Linked DNA regions of Homo sapiens: regions 1, 2, 3 and 5 are each linked to region 4. A link is a contact called in ENCODE Hi-C or POLR2A ChIA-PET data. All regions are on one chromosome and are shown on one strand. The core of a region is the stretch at or near the end of the contact, and the rest is flanking DNA. Distances in the headings are between cores, read along the strand shown. Region 1 holds the start of MCU (mitochondrial calcium uniporter). Region 2 holds the start of PCBD1 (pterin-4 alpha-carbinolamine dehydratase 1). Region 3 holds the start of UNC5B (unc-5 netrin receptor B). Region 4 holds the start of PSAP (prosaposin). Region 5 holds the start of MICU1 (mitochondrial calcium uptake 1).

What was found. A loop is a pair of places that touch in the nucleus more often than their neighbours do. ChIA-PET counts read pairs that join two places held with the same protein, here RNA polymerase II (POLR2A). Pooled maps may share reads with other maps.
Region 1: a map of B cell shows a loop between it and region 4 (9-fold over the local background). The contact joins the promoter of MCU here to the promoter of PSAP in region 4. A Hi-C loop is called at or near these places in 3 of 168 maps with a recorded cell type or tissue (B cell, CD4-positive, alpha-beta T cell and naive thymus-derived CD4-positive, alpha-beta T cell) and 10 of 50 pooled maps. POLR2A ChIA-PET finds 5 or more read pairs at or near these places in 1 of 52 experiments (A673).
Region 2: a loop to region 4 is called in a pooled map, with 5 times the contacts of the local background. The contact joins the promoter of PCBD1 here to the promoter of PSAP in region 4. A Hi-C loop is called at or near these places in 4 of 50 pooled maps. POLR2A ChIA-PET finds 5 or more read pairs at or near these places in 3 of 52 experiments (CD4-positive, alpha-beta T cell, H1 and PC-9).
Region 3: a map of ascending aorta shows a loop between it and region 4 (2.7-fold over the local background). The contact joins the promoter of UNC5B here to the promoter of PSAP in region 4. A Hi-C loop is called at or near these places in 1 of 168 maps with a recorded cell type or tissue (ascending aorta).
Region 5: a loop to region 4 is called in a map of CD4-positive, alpha-beta T cell, with 4 times the contacts of the local background. The contact joins the promoter of MICU1 here to the promoter of PSAP in region 4. A Hi-C loop is called at or near these places in 3 of 168 maps with a recorded cell type or tissue (CD4-positive, alpha-beta T cell, CD8-positive, alpha-beta T cell and naive thymus-derived CD4-positive, alpha-beta T cell) and 9 of 50 pooled maps.

The regions. Positions count from the first base shown.
Region 1 is chr10:72,690,247-72,695,079 of GRCh38, forward strand. It overlaps MCU (mitochondrial calcium uniporter), which reads left to right and starts at 1,897. Exons shown (of 8, transcript NM_138357.3): 1 at 1,897-2,055. The coding sequence starts at 1,906. RefSeq lists enhancers at 1,515-1,574, 3,245-3,334 and silencers at 1,775-2,234, 2,325-2,374, 2,395-2,484.
Region 2 is chr10:70,887,022-70,891,942 of GRCh38, forward strand. It overlaps PCBD1 (pterin-4 alpha-carbinolamine dehydratase 1), which reads right to left and starts at 1,544. Exons shown (of 4, transcript NM_000281.4): 1 at 1,510-1,544. The coding sequence starts at 1,512. RefSeq lists silencers at 801-1,080, 1,411-1,660.
Region 3 is chr10:71,210,487-71,215,298 of GRCh38, forward strand. It overlaps UNC5B (unc-5 netrin receptor B), which reads left to right and starts at 2,084. Exons shown (of 17, transcript NM_170744.5): 1 at 2,084-2,578. The coding sequence starts at 2,500. RefSeq lists an enhancer at 1,846-2,140 and a silencer at 1,985-2,244.
Region 4 is chr10:71,849,317-71,853,962 of GRCh38, forward strand. It overlaps PSAP (prosaposin), which reads right to left and starts at 1,935. Exons shown (of 14, transcript NM_002778.4): 1 at 1,866-1,935. The coding sequence starts at 1,905. RefSeq lists enhancers at 194-693, 1,085-1,615, 1,616-2,146.
Region 5 is chr10:72,624,187-72,628,993 of GRCh38, forward strand. It overlaps MICU1 (mitochondrial calcium uptake 1), which reads right to left and starts at 1,893. Exons shown (of 12, transcript NM_001195518.2): 1 at 1,824-1,893. RefSeq lists enhancers at 1,660-2,197, 1,748-1,897.

The DNA.
Region 1 (4,833 bases), core at 647-3,146, 840 kb after region 4:
GGAGCAATCCTGATTCATAGCTAGATCTGGTGACAGCACAGAAAATAAAAACAAAACTAAAATCCATGGTGATCTCTGTAAGAAGGCATGAAGGGGTGAGAGAGAAAATGGCACAGCATGGGTAAATACATCAAATGCAGTTGGGATAAATATAGATGGGTGGAAAATAATTGTAAGGGAAATTGTTCCAGGAATGTCATGGATTTCCAACTAGGGGGATTACTGTGTGCAGCTGTTGAATGGGGGCTCATTCTTGAGGTCTCAAGTTCCACCTGTTGGGCAATAAAGCCTTTTGAGTGAGTGACATGATATCTACCCCGGAGAAGCCAATCATCTCACTGTTTTGGTGTAGGTGGGGCATAAGGATTAAACAAACAAAAAACTTCCACGTCATTTTTTAGCTATTCTTGGCCAAGAAGGTACCATTTCAGTCAAACTTTAAAGAATATTCTTAGAATAAGTGATAACATTTTCTTCGTATTTATGTGTGTGTTTTGTTTTTGTTTTAAATTTATCATCTAAGGCTACACTACAAAGATGTTTTCCAAAATTTAAAATAATGCTTGTATTTGCTTCCCAAACTATTTTCCTGCTCCAGATTTTAAAAAGAGGTGTGAGAATTTAATCAGCTCATAATAATAAACAGCTAGCAAGGAAATACTCTTCTAAGGAAATTCAGGACCCAAAATCTTTCTTAGGCAGTATTCAAGGAGCCCTCATTGTGAGTTTAAGTGGAAAGAAGTGTTTTTCAAGAGAAAGTGTTTGTTATTCCAAAGCGTATTCTGATAACTATTTCGGCAAAATTATGAAGCATCATTAAAATAGCCTTTTACATGAATTTTTTTTTTTTTTTTTGAGATGGAGTCTTGCTGTGTCGCCCAGGCTGGAGTGCAATGGCCCGATCTCGGTTCACTGCAAGCTCCGTCTCCCGGGTTCACACCATTCTCCTGCCTCAGCCTCCGGAATAGCTGGGACTATAAGCGCCCGCCACCACGCCTGGCTAATTTTTTGTATTTTTAGTACAGATGGGGTTTCACCGTGTTAGCCAGGATGGTCTCGATCTCCTGACCTCGTGATCCGCCCGCCTCTGCCTCCCAAAGTGCTGGGATTACAGGCGTGAGCCACCGCGCCCGGCCTTACATGATTTTTTATTACGTTATTAATGTGTTCTGTTTCTGTAAATGCACACAAAGTCAAATATGATAAAATAGTGCTGTTTCTGGAGAGTGTGAGAATATCCGTATAAAGGTGCTGTAAAAATGAATTGGGTATTTGAGATGTATACACGTCAGTTAATTCACTCTGAAGGCATGTACTCATTCTGGGACTTTGATATTGTAATCGTTCTACCTCTCCTATATTATGCTACGCATCACAGTCATTAGATCACTCCGTGATGTAGAGTTAATTTCAGCATATCTAAATATTATCAGTTATGAATGATAATTCTAGGCGTGTAGTTGAGAGTTACAGCATACACCGTTAATGGTTATTAATTTGGTGCCTATTTTGCCAACTTAGAACACTCACTTAGAACTCAACTTCGAACAAAGCTTTTCACAAATATCTATATCCCCCGTTACTCTTATCATAGCTCTATTGTTGGTGAAGATTAGCCGAACTGAACATGCCATCTCTATTGCTGTTATTTTCACGGGTTTGGGTGTCAATTATGGGTTCCCTAGAATTTGCCCGTAATTGACTATGTCCCACTATAGGTAACTCTGGAAGGGACTGGCAGCTTCCAGTGTGGTTCTCCCGCCTGTCGATTGGACCTTGCAGGAAGCCCCGCCTCATCAACTCAGTCAAGGGCTTTAGTTGGCCCGGCGTCGGTGAGTGGCGGGTCTTAGCTCCGCCCTGGCCGTCCGCTGCGCTGCCTGGGTCGGCGCCGTTTCCAGTTGAGAGATGGCGGCCGCCGCAGGTAGATCGCTCCTGCTGCTCCTCTCCTCTCGGGGCGGCGGCGGCGGGGGCGCCGGCGGCTGCGGGGCGCTGACTGCCGGCTGCTTCCCTGGGCTGGGCGTCAGCCGCCACCGGCAGCAGCAGCACCACCGGACGGTGAGCGAGCGCGCCCGGAGGCTCCGGGGAGGGCGGGGCGGCGCTGGCGTGTGGGAGCCGCCGGCGGGCAGGCCGCCGGGGCAGCAGGCGAGTTACCTCAACTCCCGGCCGCTCCGGAGGTTGCCGGGCACCGAGGAGCCGCCGTGCCCTTCAGGCGCCTGCGGCGGCGACCAGGAAGGGAGGGCGGGCGGGAGGAAGCCGAGAGGAGGAGGAGGGGCGACGGCGGGGATGTTCCCGCAGGACTGGGGACACCAGGGCGGGGAAGGCACGGGACTTGAACCTCTCCCCGACTCGCCCCCAATCGCGTTCCCTCCCTTCTTCGTTCTTAACAGCCCTGCCCCAAGGCTCCCTGAACGGAGCCAGATGGAAGTTGTCCCCTTTCCCTCCTCCTCCGGGCGGGTTGGGGAGTTCTGAGTTGCCGCGGCCGCCTTGTGTGTGCCAGGAGAGTGGCAGTGCCATGCTGCTGGGAGCTGCCCCGGAGAGCAGCCCAGGACCCCGGCGGGGCCGCCCCTCGTCCTCTCTCGTCCCCGAGGGGTCGGGCAGGAAGGAAAATCAAACTTTATTCCCCTCTGTGACTTCCTCTGTGTGTGTGCATGGGGAACCGGCTCCCTCGAGATGGATGCTGCATTGCTTCAGGAGGCAAGCTTCATCCTCTTGGGTCCTTAAAGGTGCTTTTGGGGGTCCTTTCGAGGGCTACTGTATAAGCGTGTTCACGCGTGCCTGAAGCGGGAAGGGTGGTCAGCAGGCACAGGAGAAGCGAATATGGTAAGTTGTTGACAGAGGCAGAGATTTGGTGGTTGTATTAACCAGTTGTTGCTGGGTTTCATTGGCTGGCAGAAAAAGAGGATTTCTGTTTGAACACTCTTGGGTGAGTGTGTGTGTGTGTGTGTGTGTGTGTGAGAGAGAGAGAGACAGAGTGTGAGAGAGATTTCTTTTTTCAATTGCAAGAGATGAATTTGGCATGGAGTTCTTAACCTAACAAGTCAGGAGGTTTCCTTCCCTTGGACTTTCTAGACCTATATGTGTTGGTCTCTGGCCAGCTCTGAGGGAAAGAATGTAGGTTTTATTTGCTGGGGCTGAGTTGTATAGTGTGATTATTGGAGGATCACTGCAAACAGCTTGATAGGAGAAACTACAATAGTACCTTCAACCCTCAATAAACACATCGCCTGCCTTGTTCTGATCATAACTCTTAAGAGGAAACTGAACTGGAGCTCTTCGGAGAGGATACTCCTAAGGCCAATGACAGCATCAAAATCGAGTGCCTGAAAGATCTATGAAAAGACCTAATGCTCTGCAAAAGCAAGGTTGTATTGTTATTATTAGTCATAGGTATGGACCCTATCCTCATTCTTGTGAGAAGATTGTACCTCTTTTTATTTGGCATACTGGCATATTGCTTTGCTGAAGCTTTTGGGTGACAGCCAAGAGCTTTTCCACAGTTCAATTTAATTTGCATGTTTCATAGCCTCTAGTTATGTGTTTTGTTCTCTTAAAAACATAAGGCCACCCCAAATTTTGATTGCATTCCCCTTTCCGTCGAACTACTTAAAGGCTTCCCAAGTTGTCCTTAAGTCCATATTTTGATAAGACATCTTCTGACTTTGCACAGTTTTTAAGACTGTTTGGGTGTGATATTCATTTAGCATTTTAAAAAATTTGTGCCTTGTATATTTTCCACTATGCAAATTTGTCAGGCTGTGAGTGTCTCCCTTGTGGGGATACTTCACGAAGGTGTTCTCTGTGCTATTCTAGGGTGGGTAAAAATGAAGTGCTGAATTTGTAACTGAAAGCACAATTAAAACGAAGTGTTATTTCTAAAGGGCAGGAATGTTATGGGAATGGTGACTTGTACATGAATTTAGAATTGTAAGATTTTGAAAAAAATTGAACCTGATTATTTAAAGTGTATAAACATTTTATTTTTCTACAATTCTTCTGAAGCCATCATGTATACAGCTGTTTCCATAGGATAGTCTGTGATTCTTTACAAGAAATTCCATTTAAAAGATATTGAGGCCCTAAAAAGAGAGAGACTTGGCCAAGGTTACGTTAGCTAATACGTAAGTTTTAGGACTCCCACTCATCTGAGATATTCTCACCTCTTATTGTGTTCTTTTCATTGTAAAGTGCAAATGCTCCTTTACATCTCTCTCCTCCCTTATAAAATTTACTATTGTCCATTATGAAAGTATTGCTATTTCAAAACCCCATGAATGGGAATTCTCCTGTAAGTAGGTGTTGATTTGAGTACATATATTAGGTGAATATGGGAGCAAACAACTTACCAGAAAGAATAGATGTTCTGGTAAAGGTCCCTGAGAGACACTAAGGTTGAATCTTGCTTGGGAGACATCCTGTGTATGTGCAGCAGATGGCAGTCTGCATTGGAATGGATCACAAGTCCAGTTTGTGCCACTTTTGTTCCGCTGTATGGTATGGTAAATTACAACCAGGGGGGCATAACCAGTTACAGCACTGCCTAATTTTTTAAGTGAGAAATTCATCTTTTCCAAGTTTCGAGAATGAGTCCAAAGCAATACAGTAGCTCAGCTAGTTGGTAAGTGCAATTATGAAGTTATAAACTTAGTTTGTCTCTTCCCCCTTCTCCATTAGTATGTCATTCAACTGAGTAAATAAGAGTAAAGGTACAGGGGCTTATTCAATATTTTTAGCACCATCTAGTGTAATTTTTTTCCTTCTCTCCGGCTTGTGACTGTAACCAAAACTGATGTAAAATGTTTGTTGCCTGCTTTTCTGTATGGTTAGTGAAGGTGG
Region 2 (4,921 bases), core at 294-2,793, 960 kb before region 4:
TTTAGCTTTTATGAGGCAGCCTGCAGACTGGACACCATGTGTTGATTGGCAGGAGTTTTGAGACCCGCTTTCACCATTTACCAGCCAGGTGGCTGTACCTCTCTTGGCAGAACCTCCACCTCCACAGATCATCATGAGGTGCCAATGGGACACTTTAGGAAACTCCACTGCTATAAAGCAAATGTCATCTGCATTACAAAAAAAAAACTTCCTAAGGCAAGCAGGCTTGTGATGGGCCTGGTAGCATTTGGGGTAGCTGAAGCATCGCAGTGCTTTCCTAAGTCCGTCTTTTTTCCCTGCTGTTTTCCCTCCTGAAAACGTGAGCTCTCTCTGGACTGATGTAGCTTGGCCCCTCTCTTCCCCTCGGCTCTGGATGACTATAGGGATTGAATGGCAGCAGCGATTTGCATCATCTGCCCAGTAGGTAGGTCTCTACTCCAGAGCTGGCCTTCTCCCCGTGGCTGACCGCCTGGTCCGTGTATCTAGACAACCAGAAGTCAGCCAAAGCATCAGAGCCCACTGTTTACTTCCTTGGCTCTTAAAGGGGTGGGTGAGTCCAGGTGAGCTCTTAGGAGGCTTCCCTTTCTCGGTAGAGCCTTCTGGAACCCCCCAGGTCGCACAGCCTGCGGCTGAACTGACAAACCTTCCAGGTGCCGGCTCTGGAGACAGAGAGGGGGACGCTGCCCCGTTTGCCTCCTCTGGCGAGGTGTGGGGAGTGGTTACCGATTTCCCAAGCCTGCATCTCTGGGACCTCAGCGCCCCTCACAAACAGCCCCACTCATCCTCCCTCCCCCAAGTCCCTCTCCTATCAAAAGGCCCTCCCAGTCTTGCCTGCTCCGAAGGCCTGTGGACCAGAAATGGTCTGATGAAGCTCGCGAGCTTACAGCAGAGCAAGGGCCCCGCCCCCGCCCCCGCCCCGGGGGTGGGTGGGGGAAGCTCACGGGAGGAGGGCTGCTCCAGCGCCACCAAGCCCCCGTGGCCTGGCACGGGCCTCAAGCCGGCGCGGGGAGTGGCTCTGGGGCCAGCATACCGGCGCAGAGCGTGAGTCCCAGGCAGACCCCGTACCCAGAGTGCCAGCGGGAAGGGGCAGCGGACAGGCACGCACACGAGCGCGCAAACTCAGCCTCCCTCTCGCTCCCACCCCAGTATAAAGCAGAATCGGGCCACCAAGGGGACGAGATCCGTGGACTCCTCCACGACTGTCTTCCCCGGCCCAGGAAGGTCGTAGGCCCCGCCCCCGGAAGGGTCCCGGAACAAGCACTGGCCGGGGTCAGGGCAGGCCTGGCCTCCCAACTGGGTGGGATTCGAACCCGCCACCGCCCCTCTCAGGGCTTCAGCTTCCCCTCCCCGCCGCCAGCGACAGAGAGCCGGGCAGAGACCCCACTTTCGGACCCCGGCGGCTCCGCAGGGGACTCGAAAAGACTTTCCCCCGCCCCTTCCCGCTCCCACCTCGCCCGCGGCTGCCCCGGCCCCGCTGCCCCGATCGCGGCCGCGCACCCCTGGACTCACCATGGCGCGGGCGGCAGCAGGTGGCCAGCGGAGAGGGCAGGCGGCGGCCGGGCGCGCAGGCTGCCGTCCCGGGGCGGGGCCGCGCTCGGGCCGCCCTCCGGTAATGATTAACGTCCCCAGCCAGGGACGCGCTCGGCCTGCTTGCTTCCAGCACTTTCCTCGCTGCTCAGAGCCATCCTCCGTGCTTGTTTCAGGGAGCTAGGGTGAAGCATGAGGGCTCCAAATGCCCGCTTCTGGGTTGGAATCCCACCCCGCCGCTTACAGCTGGGTGGCCCTGGGCGCCAGAATACCTATTTTTTTCTTTATAAAAATCTCTTATTTGGATATAATTGACATGCAATAAATTGCACATATTCAACGTGTACAATTTGATAAATTTTAATGTTTCCCTCGTGAGACCATCACCGAGATCAACATTATGAACATATCATCATCCCTGCAAGTTTTCCCTTGCCCTTTGGTAACCCCTTCCTCCCGAAACCACCTGGCCAGGCAAGCACTGATGTACTTTAGGTCACTATAAATTAGTTTGCATTTTCTAGAATTTTATGTAAATGGACCATAGAGTATATACTAGGCAGGATAACTGTTTTGGGGTTCAGCCATGTTGTTGCCTATATCAATGGTTTCTTCCTTTTATGGCTAAGTAAAATTTATTTTATAGTATTGCATTGTACAGATAGACTACAATTTGTTTAGCGATTCACTATTGGACATTTGCGTTGTTTACCTTTTGGCTATTACAAATAAAGCTGCTGCGAATATGGTGCACAAATCTTCGAAAGTACGTATGTTTTAATTTTCCTTGAGTAAACACTTAGGAATGGAATGCCTGGGTCATGTGGTAGGTGGACTTTTATAACTTATTAGGAAACTGCCATACTGTTTTGCAAAATGGTTGTATCATTTTATATTCCTAGCAGCAGTGTATGAAGGTTGCAGTTCTCTGTCCTCACCAACACTTGATATAGTCAGCCTTTTAAATTTTAATTGGTGTGTAGCAGTATCTCATTGTGGTTTTGAGTTTCCTTGATTAGTAATTGTATTGAATGTCTTTTCATGTACTTATTTGCTAAGGATAAGTTTTTTTTATTGAATAGCATGTTTGAATTTCCTGCCCATTAAAAAAGAAATTGGGTTGTCTTCTTATCGAGTTTTGAGGGTGTTTTATTCTGGATATAAGGACATGATCAGGCAGTGATTTGCAAATATTTTCTTTGCATTATCTTATGGTGCCTTTCAAAGAGCAAACGTTCTTAATTTTGATGAAATCCAATATATCAAATGTTTCTTTTATGGATTTCTATTTTGATGTTGTACACATAGAAATCTTGGCCTAACCCAAGATCAAAAGTTTTCTCCTATGTTTTATAGCTTTTGGTTTTACATTTAGTCTGTGATCCACTTTGAGTAAATATTTTTATATGCTTCAAGTTATAGATCCAGATGCACTTTTGCACATGGCGACTCAGTTATTCCTTTCTCCACTGAGTTGTCTTTGCACCTTTGTAAAATATCAATTGACTGTATACATGTGGGTTTATTTCTGAGCCCTTTCTTCTGTTCCATTGATCTGTTTGTCTGTCATGACAGAACACTACCTTGTCTTGATTATTATAGCTTTATAATAAGTCTTAGAGTCAGATTAGAAAAGTCCTCTCACATTTCACATTTTTCTATTAACTTTTATTCTTGTGCTCCACTTTTATTCCCCGCCCCCCACCACCGCCCATAGCAGCCTCTCTAATGTGTTAATGTGTATTTTTGTTTGCACAGGTTCTTGCAAAATGTGTGGTGTTGTTTCGTCTATGTGTATTTTTAAATTTATGTAAATGGTATTATGTAAATATATTACATTTCTCAGTCTGTTTCTTACAAAACAGAGTATTTAGTGGAAAATTAAGATCTACCCATGTTGCTATATGTATATTCAATCTGTAGCTTTTAACTGCAGCCTAGTATTTTGTAATGAGAATCTGCCATGGGTTTCTTGTTCTATCAGTGATGGACACTCAGGTTCCCTTCAACTTTCTGCTGCTACCACCACCTCCCAAGCCCGTGAGCATGTGGGCACACAAACACATACGTACACAGAGTTAAACAACAATGCTGCTGCAGTGAACATCTCTAATTGCTCCCTGGGCTGTGGGCAGTTTCTTAGGCAACTTAAGTATATCCATACCCTATAAATCCAGCAATTCCCCCCATGGGTGTGTATCTCAAAATAGTTCTAGATGATGTCCAGGATGGGGACACCAGTCCTCATTCTCTCCTGCATGGTGTGAGGGGGTACTATTTCCATATGCATCTTACACATACATACTCACACTTCCCATTAGCCAGCTTTTTATTTTTTTGTCAGGCTAATAGCTATAAAATGAGAGCTTGTTGTGATGCAGGATTTTTCTTGACCCCTTTGCTGAGGTTGCAGCAGGGAGTGCCTTATCTACTCAGCTTGCCAGGCCCCATCTGGCTTGTGTTACAGCCCATGGCTCACAAGGCCACTGCGACTGTATGCTCAGCCCCTGGCGGGAGGGAGCATGTGACCGAGTGAATGCAGGGTCCAGCCAGCTGCACTGAGCCATGACACAGGAACAGGCTCTGTGTGGGGCCCACAGCCAGATCAGGTGTGTCACCCCAAGGAGACTGTGGCAGCACCCAGGCAGGGGTGCCTGAAGCCCCAGAGAGGGGTGTTACAGTGTGCTAAATAGCTCTTTTATCTCCACCATCTGCAGCCTGATGGACAGCGGCATGTTGGCAGCTCAGGCGGCCCCTTTCTCCACTCTGGCCCGTGGCTCCTGGACCAGCTTGGCCCTGCTGCAGCTTCTGTTCTGTGGGGCAGCTGCCCTCCACCAGTGAGGGTAGAGGGCCAGCGTTACAGCCTTTGTGGGTGCCCACATTTGGTGGGTCCTGAGCTCTTGTTCTGCATCCAAGAAGAATGAGGTCATGCTGACAGTTGAAGGGTGATGAGGATGGAGAATTTTATTGACGATGAAACAGCTCTCAGTGGAGAGGGATTGAGAAGGTGGGGTTGTCTATCTCAGTGTGGCTGAGTCTAGGGGGTTTTATAGGCACAGGATTGGGGAGGGGCGGGCTGTAGGTAGTATTAGAAAAGGCAACATTTGATTGGTTAAAAAGCATTATTCAGAAAGAACCAATCAGGAAAGGGTGGGCAAACAGGAACAGAAGTTCTCACCCTGGTTTGAGGGGTTTCATCCCAAACCAGCAGTCCAGGCTGTTTTTGGCTTGAAGGTGGGGTTTCACTGGGGACCCACCCCCATCTGCCTAGGAAATTGTCTGCCTCCTGCCGCTTTCAATTGTTTTACTCTACATTGTTTTCTGATGACTAATGATTTTGAGAACCTCTTCATATGCTTGTTACCATTTGGGGGTTACTATTTGTGAATTGCTT
Region 3 (4,812 bases), core at 834-3,333, 640 kb before region 4:
TACCACCTAAACAGCAAAGTTCCAAGGGGTGGAACTTTTTAGAAAAATCTCCAATACCCCACTGGCCTGAAGGAGAGAGAGAAAGAGGTTGGGGAGAGAGAGAGAACATGCTGTGGTCTCTGCATGCTGCCCGTCTCTGCTGAGGTCCCTGCTGAGCTCTCCAGCACAGGCACAACCTTGACCATGTGCCTGCATCCAGGGGATGACCGTCAGATGTGGGTCTTGGCACAGGCGTGCCTGTATGTGTTTCCTGGCAGTAGTTAAGTATCCAAATATCTATTTGTCTTGGGAGTCATCTGCCTATTTGTGTTTTTAGTTGTGTGCGCCTGTGTGTTTGCTTTTTTTAGGCATACATCTTTGGTATGTGGGTGTCTCTGGAGTCGGGTGCCTATTTGTAGGTGTGATGTTTATGGGAGGTGAAACATTGCACCTGTTGTCTTTGTTGTATGTTTTCGTGTGTGTACCTTTGCAGGTGTGTATGGGTGGGTAGTTGTGTGTGTGCATGTGTATTTGCAAGGTGGAGTTGGTTTGGGTGTGCTGAGCTGTTGACTGTCTCATCCACTGCCCTTGCTAGGGCTGTCAGAGGCCAAGCTAAGCAACCTACCTTTGCCCACAGCAGCCTTTCTCAATTGATGGAAGTTCTTCCCCCAGGGAGTCCCAGTCCACCTGTTGCCACCCTCCTGATGCTGGGTGCCCAGTCAGAGAGGGTTAGGGAGATGTGCTGATGGCATGCACGACCTCCCCTAGATACTCCAAGACCCCGGCTTGTGAGGGGAGTGTGTGTGGAGAGGGTACTAGTCCTGCCTTCACCTCACCTCTGGGGAAACAGCTAGGACAGTCCCCTTCGCACAGCCCAATCCAGCCCCAGGGAAGGTGTTCAAGTGAGGCTCCCCCGTTTAGAGGGTTTCTTTCCAATCCCATCTCCCCCATCCCCTTTGCTCAGTCACTCAGTCACTCCAAGCAGTGTGATCTCCGGCAGGTGGCTTTACACCTCTGTGCCTCAGGTCCTTCATCTGTAAAATGGGATGTAAATGGTGCTTACTTCAGAGGGTTGTGAGAATTAACTGACATGATGCATACAGAGTGCTTAGCCCTGTGCCTGGCACAGGGAAGGTCTTTGCCTATGTTAGCTGATCCGCTCGTTCTGATCTCTCTGGGTTTCAATCCCAAGACACTGCCCATCCTTCAAACCTCACCTGTCCCCACGTGCTCCTTGGACCACCTTTGGGTGGTCAGGACTTTCCCCCTGGAATCAGACTGGCTGGGAGGGGAGAATCTTGGAAAGAGATTATTGACACTTGCACTGCAATTTCCACACAAGTTTTAAAATTTAATTCTATACCCCCTTATGAAATAGTTATCCTTTTCCTCCATTTTACAGATGATGATGAAGGGAGCAATAGAATTGTTAAGTAACTTGTTCAAGGTCACACAGTAAATAAGGGGCAGAGTCCAAGTTTACACTGAGCCAAAAATGGCTGTCCCACTGTCAGGTAGGAGGCTAGTTTACAACAACGCAGGATCAGAGTGCTGGAGGGGTTTCCAGGGGTCTGGTTAACAGTTCTGCCGGAGATCATACAGACAAGCAGAGCCAGCCAGGATGATCCTAATCTATACCCAGCTTCATATCGCTGTAAGCCCCCGCGTAACCAGGACTTGGGTGTTCTCATTTTGGGAGCCTTTTTTTTGGAAAGACCCCCACATGTGGAAGGCAGAGCGCATACTACAGACAGGGGAGCCAAAAGTGAGAGTCCTATGTTTAATCAGAGGAGAAAGCTGACATGGCCAAGCCAAATGAAGGCGCAAAGCCAGATTTCCTTAATTTGGGGGAGCGAAAATTGGGCCGCCTCCACGTCCAGCCATTCTCCAGCGGCCGGGTTTTTCAAAACGCTGCGCCCAGCGTCTCGCGAGGACCCTCCCCCCGGGTCCCCCAGCTCTGCCGCGGCCGCGCCCAGATGGCCGTCGGATCCCCCCTCAAGGTCCCCCTGTCGGCTCCGCCCTCGGTCGCCCAGGCCCCGCCCCGGCCGCGCGCGGTCCCCTCGGTTGGCGAACTCACTCCGGCGAGCGAGCGGCGGCGCTCGGCATTGTGGCAGGCGGCTGGGGCCGGCTAGGGCGCCGGAGCCGCACGCAGCCGCGGGGCTCCGAGAGGCGCGCACTGGGGCTGGGACTGCGCGGCGCCGCCGCTGCGAGCGCCACTGAGCGGTCGCGCAACTTCGGAGGCACAGCGCCGGAGCCAGGCGAGCGCTCAGAGACCCGGAGCCAGAGGGGCGCGCCGGAGCCTCGTTCGAGAGCCGGCGCCAGGCACCCACCGCGCTCCGAGTGCCAGGCGGCCCTCCGCGCAGCGTGGCTTCCGCTGCCCCCACGGAAGGCACGGGCTGGCGCTGCCGGGCGCCGGGGAGGACGGCGAGGAGGAGGCGGCGGCGGCGGAGACGGCGGCGGCGAGACTGGGGCCAGGGAGACAGCCCTGGGGGAGAGGCGCCCGAACCAGGCCGCGGGAGCATGGGGGCCCGGAGCGGAGCTCGGGGCGCGCTGCTGCTGGCACTGCTGCTCTGCTGGGACCCGAGGCTGAGCCAAGCAGGTAGGAAGCGATCGGGTCTGGGGGCGCGGGGCTAGGGGACCCTTGCGCCTCACTCTGTCCTGAAGTTGAGGTGGTCTTTCGTCGCATCGATGCGCGCAGGAAAAGCGGCAAGGGCGCCCAAGTTAGAATGTAGATTTTACTGCCTCCCAAAGTGGGCAATGGCGCATCCACATCGCGGGAGCGGGGAGCAGGGAAGGGGCTTCACAGTAAGCTGAAAGGTCCCTGCTCGCTCCTGAAAGGGATCCCTTCTTCTCCCTGGAAGGGGTGTAGGAGTCAGGGTCTGAGTCTCCGGGAGGATCCGCCTCCTGGGGACGCCCGGCTCTCCGCGCGCCTGGCATCCGCCCCGAAAAAGAACATTGGCTACATAAGCAAGGTGTGCGCTCGCTGCCGTACGCCGGTAACTTACTAGTCTGGTCCCGGCTCGCCTAGGCTCTTACGCGCTATAGGGACAGCAATCTGCAGACTAGAGGGAGAGAGCGAAAAGACCTGCTGAACACAGGAAGCGCTTCGGTAGCCTCGGCAGGCCGGCTTGCAGGGCTCCTGAAGCGGGGAGGGCTAAGTCTTGCACACATAGCTTTCCCCGAGATCGCTGGGCCCGCAGGTCTGGAAGAATTATTATTATTATTATTATTATTATTATTATTAATTTTCTGAGTGTTGGAGAGTGTGTGTGTGTGTGTGTGTGTGTGTGTGTGTGTTGGATGCGGGTAGGGGTTCTTAGCGATCCTGCGGAGTTTCCTTTTAAATTGGTCACTGACATTCTCGCTGTCCGGGGAACAGACTAGGTGCGCTCTCCTTGGTACAGCGCCCGCTCTGGACCCACCAAGATGACTTCAGCGAACTGGTGGGCTCCGAAATAAAGTCCCTAACCCTCCTCTCTCGCCGTGGATGAATACGTTTCTCGCTCGTCCTGTAGCTGGACCCGGCGTCGCTGGCTGGGCTGCGTCTTCTCGGGGAGGCTGTGGACTGAATGGAGCCAGCCTCTCTCTGGTACCCGAACCCAAGCAAGTGGGCTGGCCACGGCTGCCGGGCGGCTCGGCTCCGGAGCCAGGTGGGGACGGGGCCTCCTGCACGGAGTCCTCTCTGAGTTGAGGCTGAGAATGGAGCAGGAAAACTGGAGCAGAAAGTGGACGAGATGACGCAGCCCTCCCCACCTCCTACCTCCTGCTGCGAAGTTGACATCCGCCCTTCCCCCCTCCATAGCCAAAGATTCCTCATTCTGGAATTAGTGATTCCCACGGCCAGGAGTGAGGGCTTGGCTTTAGCACATTCCCCACTTTTTTTTTTTTTTCTGGTGCAAGTCCTGTGCAGTAGAGTTACAACACTCAACCATTTGATCCAAGTTAATTATGATTTGGGCAGACTCTGGTATTTAAAGCAGTGTTTTGAAGTTGGAAGGTAATGATGGGGATGGGGAAGGCAGGCTGCTGAATGTCCAACCTTGTTTTAAAGGGTGCAGTTAGACGTGGGAGGTGCTTGGTTGGGGTGCTGGTTTCTGGTTGGAGGGGGTTTGAGGAGATGATTGAAGGGTAGGGTGAAGTCTCTGTAAATGGCACATGGGCAGGGTTGTGTCTTGGGAAGCTGCTTTTGTACCAGCAGGACAGTGGGATCAGGAATAAATACTTAGGTTACCAGGAATGAGGGGCTGCTGTAGGAGAAAGACAAGACTGGTTGGCCTATAGTTCTCTGGGTGGGTGGGCTTGGCCAAGAAGGCTGGGGGTGGCCTGCATTTCCTGCTTAACAAAGCATCCAGCCCCCACCTTCCCCAGAAGAAACCCCAGGCCCAGGGCTTTGATGGATTTGGGCACGAATGGTGCCCAGTCAGAAATGGCCTCTAATACCCGGCTTTGATTTCTCACCAGCGAGCAGAAGCGGTGTTGGAATTGTGCTCATTACTTAGTGCGGCAGTAGCTGCCTGCCCACCAGCCTGGAGAGGGGCCAACTGGTGGGGTCGGCCTGCAGCCTTCTCATTGCCCAGAATGTGTGGCCCTTAGAAACCTGCCTTCAGGAGGGAGAACATGTCCCTTCCTCCCACACAATCTTGTTTTTCTCTAATGCCACAGGCACAGAGCATCATTCTTTCAGAATGTTCTTTGGGTTTTTCCATTGGATCCTTCACAAGCTCCATTTCACTGATGGGGAAAATCAAGGCCAGAGTGTTGGCTTTCTCCAAATCTTGCCTTCACTTGGCCACAGATTGAAGACATGTGAAGGGCTCCTGTCCAATAGCCAGA
Region 4 (4,646 bases), core at 685-3,184:
CTAACTCATTTCTTCGGTTTTGCATCAACCCTGTCATCCACTTTGTTACTTTTTATTAAAATTTGGGTAGCTAGGTTAAAAATGGCAGCCAGCCCTTAAACTACATATAGTTACTAAAAAACAGACATTGTGGTGGGGGCTGGGTGCGGTGTCTCACGCCTGTAATCCCAGAACTTTGGGAGGCTGAGGCGGGAGAATGGCTTGAACCCGGAAGGCGGAGGTTGCAGTTAGCCGAGACTACGCCATTGCACCACTCCGGCCTGGGCAACAACAGCGAAACTCCGTCTCAAAAAACAAACAAACAAACAAAACAAACAAACAAAAAAAAAACGGCCAATAGCGTGCAAGACTTTCTTTTCTCTTTTTCTTTTTTTCACAGGTGGGGTCTTGCTATGTTGCCCAGGCTGGTCTCCAACTCCTAGGCTCAAGCGATCCTCCCACCTCGGTGTCCCAATGTGCTGGGATTACAGGCATAAGCCACCGCACCCAGATGCAAGACATTTCAAAGCAAGTGAAATGAGGACCCCATGGCAAAATAACTGGACCAGAAAACCCTATATCGCCTTCAATACCTATGAGAATTAAGCTCCGATTTTTTTTAGCTTGCCCAAATTCCTATCTAAGGGGTGTAGGAATCATACCCTACAAACCATAAACTCTCATCAGATGGGTTTTATTTGACCCCATATATCGTGACTTACTTTCCAATCTGACTCTGGCATAACATTTTATAAGACAAGGAAAAAAAAATCAAAATATCTAACCCCAAAATATATTTCCTTGCCATACCTTGAAATTGCCCTGCAAAGTCTCTTGTGGGAAAAATCCACATTCTATAGAGAATCCCCTTTCCCCTATGTTTTCCTTCCTTCCTCTCCAGATCCAGGAGATAATCAACTAAGAGCCAGTCACCCTTTCATTTCCATAGAAATATTTTACAACGTGCTCGCTCTCTTAGTCGGCTACCTGAGAGCTTCCTCTGCACAATAAAACTTGGTCTCCACAATCCTTTATCTTAACTTGAATACTTTCTTTCTATTGATTCTAGGTTTTCAGATAAACTCAACCAATTATCAACTAGAAAATGTTTAAATTTACCTATGGCCTGGAAGCCCCCCGCCGCTTTGAGTTGTTTCGCCCTTCTGAACCAAACCAACGTATTTCTTAAATGTATTTGATTGATGTCTCGTGCCTCCCGAAAATATGTAAAACCCAGCTGTATCCCAACCACCTTAGGCACATGTTCTCAGGACCTCCTGAGGGCTGTGTCACGGGCCATGGTCACTCATATTTGCCTCAGAATAAATCTCAAAATATTTTTACAGAGTTTGACTCGTTTTGTCAACACCTAGAATCCAGAGTAAATACATATGCAAACGTCAATATAGATGATACACATGTGCTTCCTGCAGCTTCGCTACCCTTACAAACAGGCAACTGAAGCCAACGGCCAAAGTGTCCTGCGGGACGGGGCTCCAGCCCACCTCGATCACGTGCGCCCAGCACAGGCACAACACAGCTGCCCAAGGGGTCACCCTACAAGACTCACCCACCCCCACAGTGGGAAGCGCAGCCTGAGGGAAGGCCTCGGGGCCCCAGCCGCGCAGGAACCCACTCGAGCCCCGAAGGAGATGCTGCCCAGGGCCTGGGCCGTCCTCCCGGGGGCATTTTCGCAGCCCGCCCCCCGCAGCCCCCAGCCGCCCAGAGAAAGCCAGAGAAAGCCAGCGAACGCGCCTGCGCAGTGCGCGCGCCCCCTTGCCAACTAGGGCAGGGGGAGCAGAGGGGCCAGGCCCGGCACAGCCCATTCTGGGGCAGATGGACGCTGCGAGGCACCTCCTCCCCAGGATGAGGGTCCCAGGGCTTACCCGCGCCCAGGAGGCTGGCCAGGAGGAAGAGGGCGTACATAGCGCCGTCTGACTCCGCAGTCTGCAATGCGGAGCGTCAGCTGATCCCCCGCAGATATAAATCTGCCCTGCCCCAAAGCCGTCCAGAGCGCAGGCGCTAACCCCGCCCCATCCGGGCCTGCCCGAGCTCAACAGCGCCCTGACTCAGCGCCTCTGAGGGCGCCTGCGCGAAGGGGAGGCCAATAGGAGGGGGCAATGGGAGGGGCGAAAGGAAGGGCTATGGGGAGGAGTGAGGAAGAACTTGGAGAAAGGGAAGGGAAAGGTCATAAAAGAAAAGCCCTACTAATTGAATAGGTCAGAGATTATATATGTAAAATACCTTTTAAATCTCCACATTGTTGGCCGGCCGCGGTGGCTGACGCCTGTAATCCCAACACTTGGGAGGCCGAGGCGGGCGGAGGGTTCAAGACTAGCCTGGGCAACGTGGTGAAACCCCATCTCTACAAAAAAAAAAATACAAAAAAATTAGCCCATTGTAGTAGCGGGTTTCACATAGAATAGCTTGGGGTTTCACATAGAATAAGTAGTCGTGTAACAGGGTACAGGGCTCAGTCCTGGCCAGGGGCACGTGGGGGCAGGTGGTGGCACCTGGTCAAAGGCAAGTCTGGGCTGGGCATGCTGGCTCACTCCTGTAATCCTAACACTTTGGGAGGCCGAGGCGGGCGGATCATGAGGTCAGGAGTTCAAGACCAGCCTGGCCAATATGGTGAAACCCTGTCTCTACTAAAAATACAAAAATTAGTCAGGCGTGGTGGCGCTCGCCTGTGGTTCCAGCTATTTCAGGAGGCAGAGGCAGGAAAATTGCTTAAACCCGGGAGGTGGAGGTTGCCGTGAGTCAAGATCGCACTACTGCACTGCAGCCTGGACCACAGAGCGAGAGAGATTCCCATCACCAAAAAAAAAAAAACAAAAAACTTTTAAGCCTCACATTGTGGTACCGTTAAAGATGTAATACCATTCCTCACCCATCATAAGAGATCATAAGAGTCACAACCAACACTCCTGTAACGAGACAGCTTAAGAGAAAAGCATAACAAATTTATGTAATCAACGTTTTATGTGACATGGAAGCCTTCAGAAATTAAGACCCAAAGACCCTCTGCCTGTGGCTGCCCCTGCCAGGACCTGAACAGAGAATGATGATGACCCTCTCCAGAAGGATAAGAACCTGCCAACCGCAAGGCAGGGAAAGGAGGGGAATCTTAGCCCCTTAGGGCAGGCACTTAGAGGTCATTTACCTGTAGGGACATTGAGCCTAGGAGAGGGCAAGACGTTTATCCAAGGTCACACAACAGGTAGAGATAGAACCTGGCCCGAAGCCAGGTTTCCTGACCCAGGAAGGGCAAACCTACAGTTCCTCCAACTTCCTCCAATCTGCAATCCGCTCTGGAGAACAACCCCAGGGACTAAGGCCTCAGAACCTTCAGTTCTGCTCCCCTGCAATCTCCCTAAGTGCCCCCAGCCCCCACCACAGCTCTGACTTCCTCTGGGGAGCCAGATGGGGAAGTGTGCCCCATGCACCACAGTGGGCCATGTGAGGCAGCTGAGTGAGTTGGGACAAGATGTGGTCTCAACTGGACGCCTCACAGGTCGGCCTCAGTGGCCAGATGGAGACTTCGTGGCTGCTCCACCTTTGGGCTTCCCAAGGCCAGGCAGAAGCGTGGGGCAGACCACACAACAACTGGTTAAAAGCAAGGGAGCTAGCCGGGCGCGGTGGCTCACGCCTGTAATCCCAGCACTTTGGGAGGCCGAGGCAGGCAGATCACGAGGTCAGGAGATCGAGACCATCCTGGCTAACAGGGTGAAACCCCGTCTCTACTAAAAATACAAAAAATTAGCCGCACGATGTGGCGGGCGCCTGTAGTCCCAGCTACTCGGGAGGCTGAGGCAGGAGAATGGCGTGAACCCGGGAGGCGGAGCTTGCAGTGAGCCGAGATCGTGCCACTGCACTCCAGCCTGGGCAACAACAGCGAAACTCCGTCTCAAAAAAAAAACAAACAAAAAAAGCAAGGGAGCTGGGGCTCTAGGACAAATCCCCCATCCTTCAGCTCCTTGCAGATGGAGGAGCAAAGCATCCCAGTGCTCCATGCAGAGGTTACAGGACCCCAAGCCAAAAGGACGCTCAGAGACCTCAGATCATCCCCTCTCATCTTATAGAGCTACTGACATCTCAGGGCTGGTTAACAACAGAGCCTGAACCAGGACTTGTTTTTTTTGTTTTGTTTTGTTTTGTTTTGTTTTGTTTTTTGTTTGGAGATGGAGGCTCACTCTATCACCCAGGCTGGAGTGCAATGGTGCGATCTCAGCTCACTGCCACTTCTACCTCCCAGGTTCAAGCAATTCTCCTGCCTCAGCCTCCAGAGTAGCTGGGATAACAGGTGCACGCCACCACACCTGGCTAGTTTTCTTGTATTTTTTGGTAGAGACAGGATTTCACCATGTTGACCAGGCTGGTCTCAAACTCTGACCTGAAGTGATCTGCCTGCCTTGGCCTCCCAAAGTGCTGGGATTACAGGTGTGAGCCACCACACCCCTCCTTTTTTTTTTTTTTAAATATTCCTCCTTCATACCTAGAGGAATATGTCAGTGTTTTTGAGAGAAACTTTTGCTGCCTTTCATCTCCTCACCTGTAACTCAACAGTAATATGCTGCTTCATCCGCCTCGTCCTGAACCCCATGAGGACAGAATTTTAACAAAGAATATAAAAGCAATAAGTAGATTATTATTAATTTTTTTACCTT
Region 5 (4,807 bases), core at 643-3,142, 770 kb after region 4:
GTTTTATTCTTTTGTTGTTGTTTTAAGAGACAGGGTATCGCTCTGTCGCCCAAGCTGGAGTGCAATGGTACGATCACAGCTCACTGCAGCCTCAACCTCGAGGGCTCAAGCCATCCTCCTGTCTCAGCCTCCCAAGTAGCCAGGACTACAGGCATGCGCCCAGCTAATTTTTGTGTTTTGTAGAGATGGTCTTGCCATATTGCCCAGGCTGGTCTCAAACTCCTAGATTCAAGGGATCCACCCGGCCTCCCAAATTGCTGGGATTATGGGCCTGAGACACCACACCCAGCCTGTTTTATTCTTAAACACAGGAAAGTTAGTCTCAAGATGCACTTCTTAGGAATGTAAACAATCTACTGAATATAGTAAATATAAAGGAAGACAGCAATAAACACTTTTGTTCTCTTGCATTTATTAGCTTCTATTAGTTTCTATCATTCTTTCCCTTTCTCCTCAGGCACACAAGCCACTCCAGAATATTCACTTTTTGTTAATATTATGTTTTATGGCTCTCAGTAAGGACACTCAGAAGATGTCAGAGACACTTGCTTGATATATTAGGTAGCCAGAGTGATGTTCTTAAGTGGAAGAGACAATCAGGGACAAACCAAGGATTGGGACAAAGAGTAGCTGGAGGCAAAAGCCACCTTCCTACAGACAAGTGGCAATGGGTTCTAAAGTTTTTAGGATAAGGCAATATTCAAAAAGCTCATTACCTGGTCCACACCAGAAACACAGTAGGTGGGTCATTCTGGCCAACACCTTTGTCTCAAGATACTGACGTTTATTATTTGTCATATGGTCCAATGAAACCTAAACTCTCCTACAGCTATCCACACCGAACTTGTTTCACCTCATGAAATGCAAACTCCTTTCTTATACTGCTCGATCACTTCCCTACGTGCCCCAAAGGGATGTTCTAATATAAACAAAGGCATATCAAAGAAGCCACCCAAACAAGTGAGATAGAAACATTTATTGATAAATAGGAAGAAAATGGGCGTTTCTAAGGTACCACAGGAAAAATAAAATATTTTACTCTAGTCCCTTAGCTATAAGATATTTATTCTACTTATATTTACTAATGGCCACCGTATTTTTTAAGACATGGAAAATTGGAAGGTAAAGAAACCATCAACCATAAGATTACAGAGAAGGCAACTTGAAGAACAGTTTGTTTTAAACTGTTCTCCCAACATTCACATAGAGTCAATAACATCTAGCTCTTTCTCAAAACAGCCTATGGCCGGCCAGAATGCGACGGTGAAAACAAAACAGGGAGAACGTAATGAAAACGGGAAGGCGCTGGAAAAGATAAAAACTGAACAGTCCGAGTAGCCTGCACTTTGTATTTCTCCTTTGAGTCCTCACTGATTTTCCACTTATTTCGATTCAGTGGTTAATATTTCTCCGTATTAGAAATCCATCTGTGAACTCCCGCACCCACTTCTAACCACATCCACAAATTCCAGGAGAGCCAGTCAAGGCTACCAGAGTGTCCCAGTCGCCTGTGAGGAGGGGGGCGTCGGCGCCAAGTTGCGAACCCGGCACTGGGAGAAGTTCTCCCGGGACGGGAGAAGGGACGGGTTGGGGTGAAGGAAAGTGGAGGACGGGAGGCAAGCAAGACTACGGACTCCTCTCCAAAAGCTGAGCGCATCAGGGAGAGACAGGTATCCCGCCAGACCCGAGAAGTAGCCGGATGCCCGGGGCGGACAAACGGCCAGCCACGAAGCCCAGTTCCCTAAGGCTGTCTCGCCAACCCCCTTCCCCTTCGCCTTCCCTAAATTGCTGTCTCCTTATACCCTCCAGAGTCCAAGACTCACGCGTCCAAACACGAGCTCCAGCAGCCTCTCGGTCAAAGCCGCCCACCTCTGACAGCCATAGAGATGAAACAGCGGAGACAAACCTCCACCCCCTCCGCCCACTCTCACGTGACTCTCCTAGCCGCTGGGCCTGTCGGGATCGTGGAGACAGGCGTGTGGGAGGGGCACAGAGGAAAAGGAACGGGGAGGGGCGGGGAAATCAACGCGCCACGCCCCAGCCTCGGGCCCCGCCCTAGCCCCGTCACTCCCCCTTACTCCCCTCAGCGTTTAGGCGGGAAAGCTGGAGAGCTCCCAGAAGCTCTCGGGCATTTCTTCTGGTTTTTTTCCCCTCCACAAGGGTCATAGGAATCTGTTGAGAAATTTACTGTGGCTTGTAACACCTCCTCGGTACCCGTTTTCGTGTTGGCTATGTTGGCTAAGCAAAAAGGAGTTCGTGAAAAGAAAACTGGACCACAGTGAGTTGGAAATTGTTTCTTTCCAACTCCGTTTAGGTTTTCTCAGAGATTAAATGTTCCTGTTTCATAACCTTGAGACTTTTTTGGATTTAGAAACCCTCACCACTTCCTCTGGTGGATGATTTTGTCAGGTGTTTTATTTGCAGACTAATATTATTGCAGAGTTTATAATCTCTAGAAGCCACTTAAAAACATGTTTTCCCTTGAAGAATGTGTTTTTTGTTTGTTTGTTTGTTTGTTTGTTTTGAGATAGAGTTTCACTCTTGATGCCCAGGCTGGAGTGCAGTGGAGCGATCTCGGCTCTCTGCAATCTCTGCCTCCTGGGTTCAAGCGATTCTCCTGCCTCAGCCTCCCAAGTAGCTGGGATTACAGGCATGCGCCACCACGCCCTACTAATTTGTATTTTTGGTAGAGACGGGGTTTTTCCATGTTGGTCAGGCTGGTCTGGAACGCCCGACCTCAGGTGATCCGCCCACCTCGGCCTCCCAAAGTGCGAGGATTACAGGCGTGAGCCACTGCGCCCGGCTGAAGAAGGTGTTTTTATCAGAAAAATGGGATGGCAAAGGATCCTCACCCCTGCTGTGGAAATAGGATGGAAATATGACTATAATACCAGAGAATTTTTTTGGGGGGGGGGCAGCGGGGTGTTGGTTGGTTGTTTGTTCGTTTGTTTTGAGACGGAGTCTCGCACTGTCGCCCAGGTTGGAGTGCAGTGATGCTCACTGCAACATCCTCCTCCCAGGTTCAAGTGATTCTTCTGCCTCAGCCTCCCGAGTAGCTGAGATTACAGGCACGCCCCACCACGCCCGGCTAATTTTTGTATTTTTAGTACAGACGGGGTTTCGCCATGTTGGGCAGGCTAGTCTCAAACTCCTGACCTCGGGCGATCCTCCCGTCTCGGCTTCCCAAAGTGCTGGGATTAACAAGTGCGAGCCACCTCGCTGGTCCCAGAGAACTTTCAAATAATTTTTTTTTCCCAAGAATTTACGTAGCAGAGCTGTGGAAAAGGCAACAACCATGGAAACAAAGCCAACAAAACCATCCCTGGGGTAAATTGTGAAGTAAGCAGAATCAACTCTGTTTTCTCCATTTCTTCTCAGACCCAACTAACCTAAGTACAATAGATGATTGTGTTCATGGCTCTGTGCTAGCGCTTTACATACAACCCAGTGCTTGTCTACAACCACTCTAGGATGGATACTGTTTTATTCATTTGCAGATAGGGAAGCAGGCTGACACCCCTAGGTAATGCAGTACATGCAGTAGCGGGACATAGACCTGACCTGAAGGCCTCTGAGGCTTCCACTCTTAAATGATGTAATTCAGGCCGGGCGCGGTGGCTCACGCCTGTAATCCCAGCACTTTGGGAGGCTGAGGCGGGCGGGTCAGGAGATCGAGACCATCCTGGCTAACACGGTGAAACCCTGTCTCTACTAAAAATACAAAAAATTAGCCAGGCGTGGTGGCGGGCGCCTGTAGTCCCAGCTACTCGGGAGGCTGAGACAGGAGAATGGCAGGAACCCGGGAGGCAGAGCTTGCAGTAAGCCAAGATCGTGCCACTGCACTCCAGCCTGGGCGACAAAGCGAGACTCCGTCTCAAAAAAAGAAAGAAAGATTTGCTGAAATTCAATTCTAATTTTAGGCAACATTTGTCTATATAAAACTAATCAGTCAAACTAACTGTTAAATAACATTTAAAAACATAAATCATTGTTTCTCAAACGTTTTGGTCTTAGGACCCCTATACACTTAAAAATTATTGAGGACTCAAAATAACTTTTATTTATGTGTGTTATACCTATCGATATTTACCATATTCGGCCAGGCAGAGGCTAATACCTATAATCTCAGCATTTTGAGAGACTGAGATGGGATGATCACGTGAGGCTAGGACTTTGAGGCTACAGTGAGCTATGATCATGCCACTGCACTCCAGCCTGCGCAACAGCGCAAGAACCTGTCTCTATAAACTTTTTTTAATTTAGCATATGAGGACTTAAAATTGAGGCCGGGTACAATGGCACCCAGCACTTTGGGAGGCAGAGGCGGCAGATCACCTGAGGTCATGAGTTCGAGACCATCTTGGCCAACATGGTGAAACCCTATCTCTACTAAAAATACAAAAATTAGCCAGGCATGGTGGCACACGCCTGTAATCCCAGCTACTCAGGAGGCTGAGGTAGGAGAATCGCCTGAATCCGGTAGACAGAGGTTGCAGTGAGCCAGGATCATGCCACTGCACTCCAGCCTAGGCCTCAGTGACAGAGCAAGACTCAGTCTCAAAAAAAAAAAAGAGAAAAGAAAGAAAATTAAAATTGAAATTATTTTAATGTGTACTTAGTCATTTAAAAATAATAGATCCATTATATGTTGACATAAATAATGTATTCTTAAGAAAAACAACTTCAAAAAAAAAGAGTAGCATGGTTTTACATTATTGCAAATTTCTTTTCTTTTTTTTTGAGACAGAGTCTCACTGTGTCGCCCAGGCTGGAGTGCAGTGGCACGATCTCGGCTCACTGCAACCTC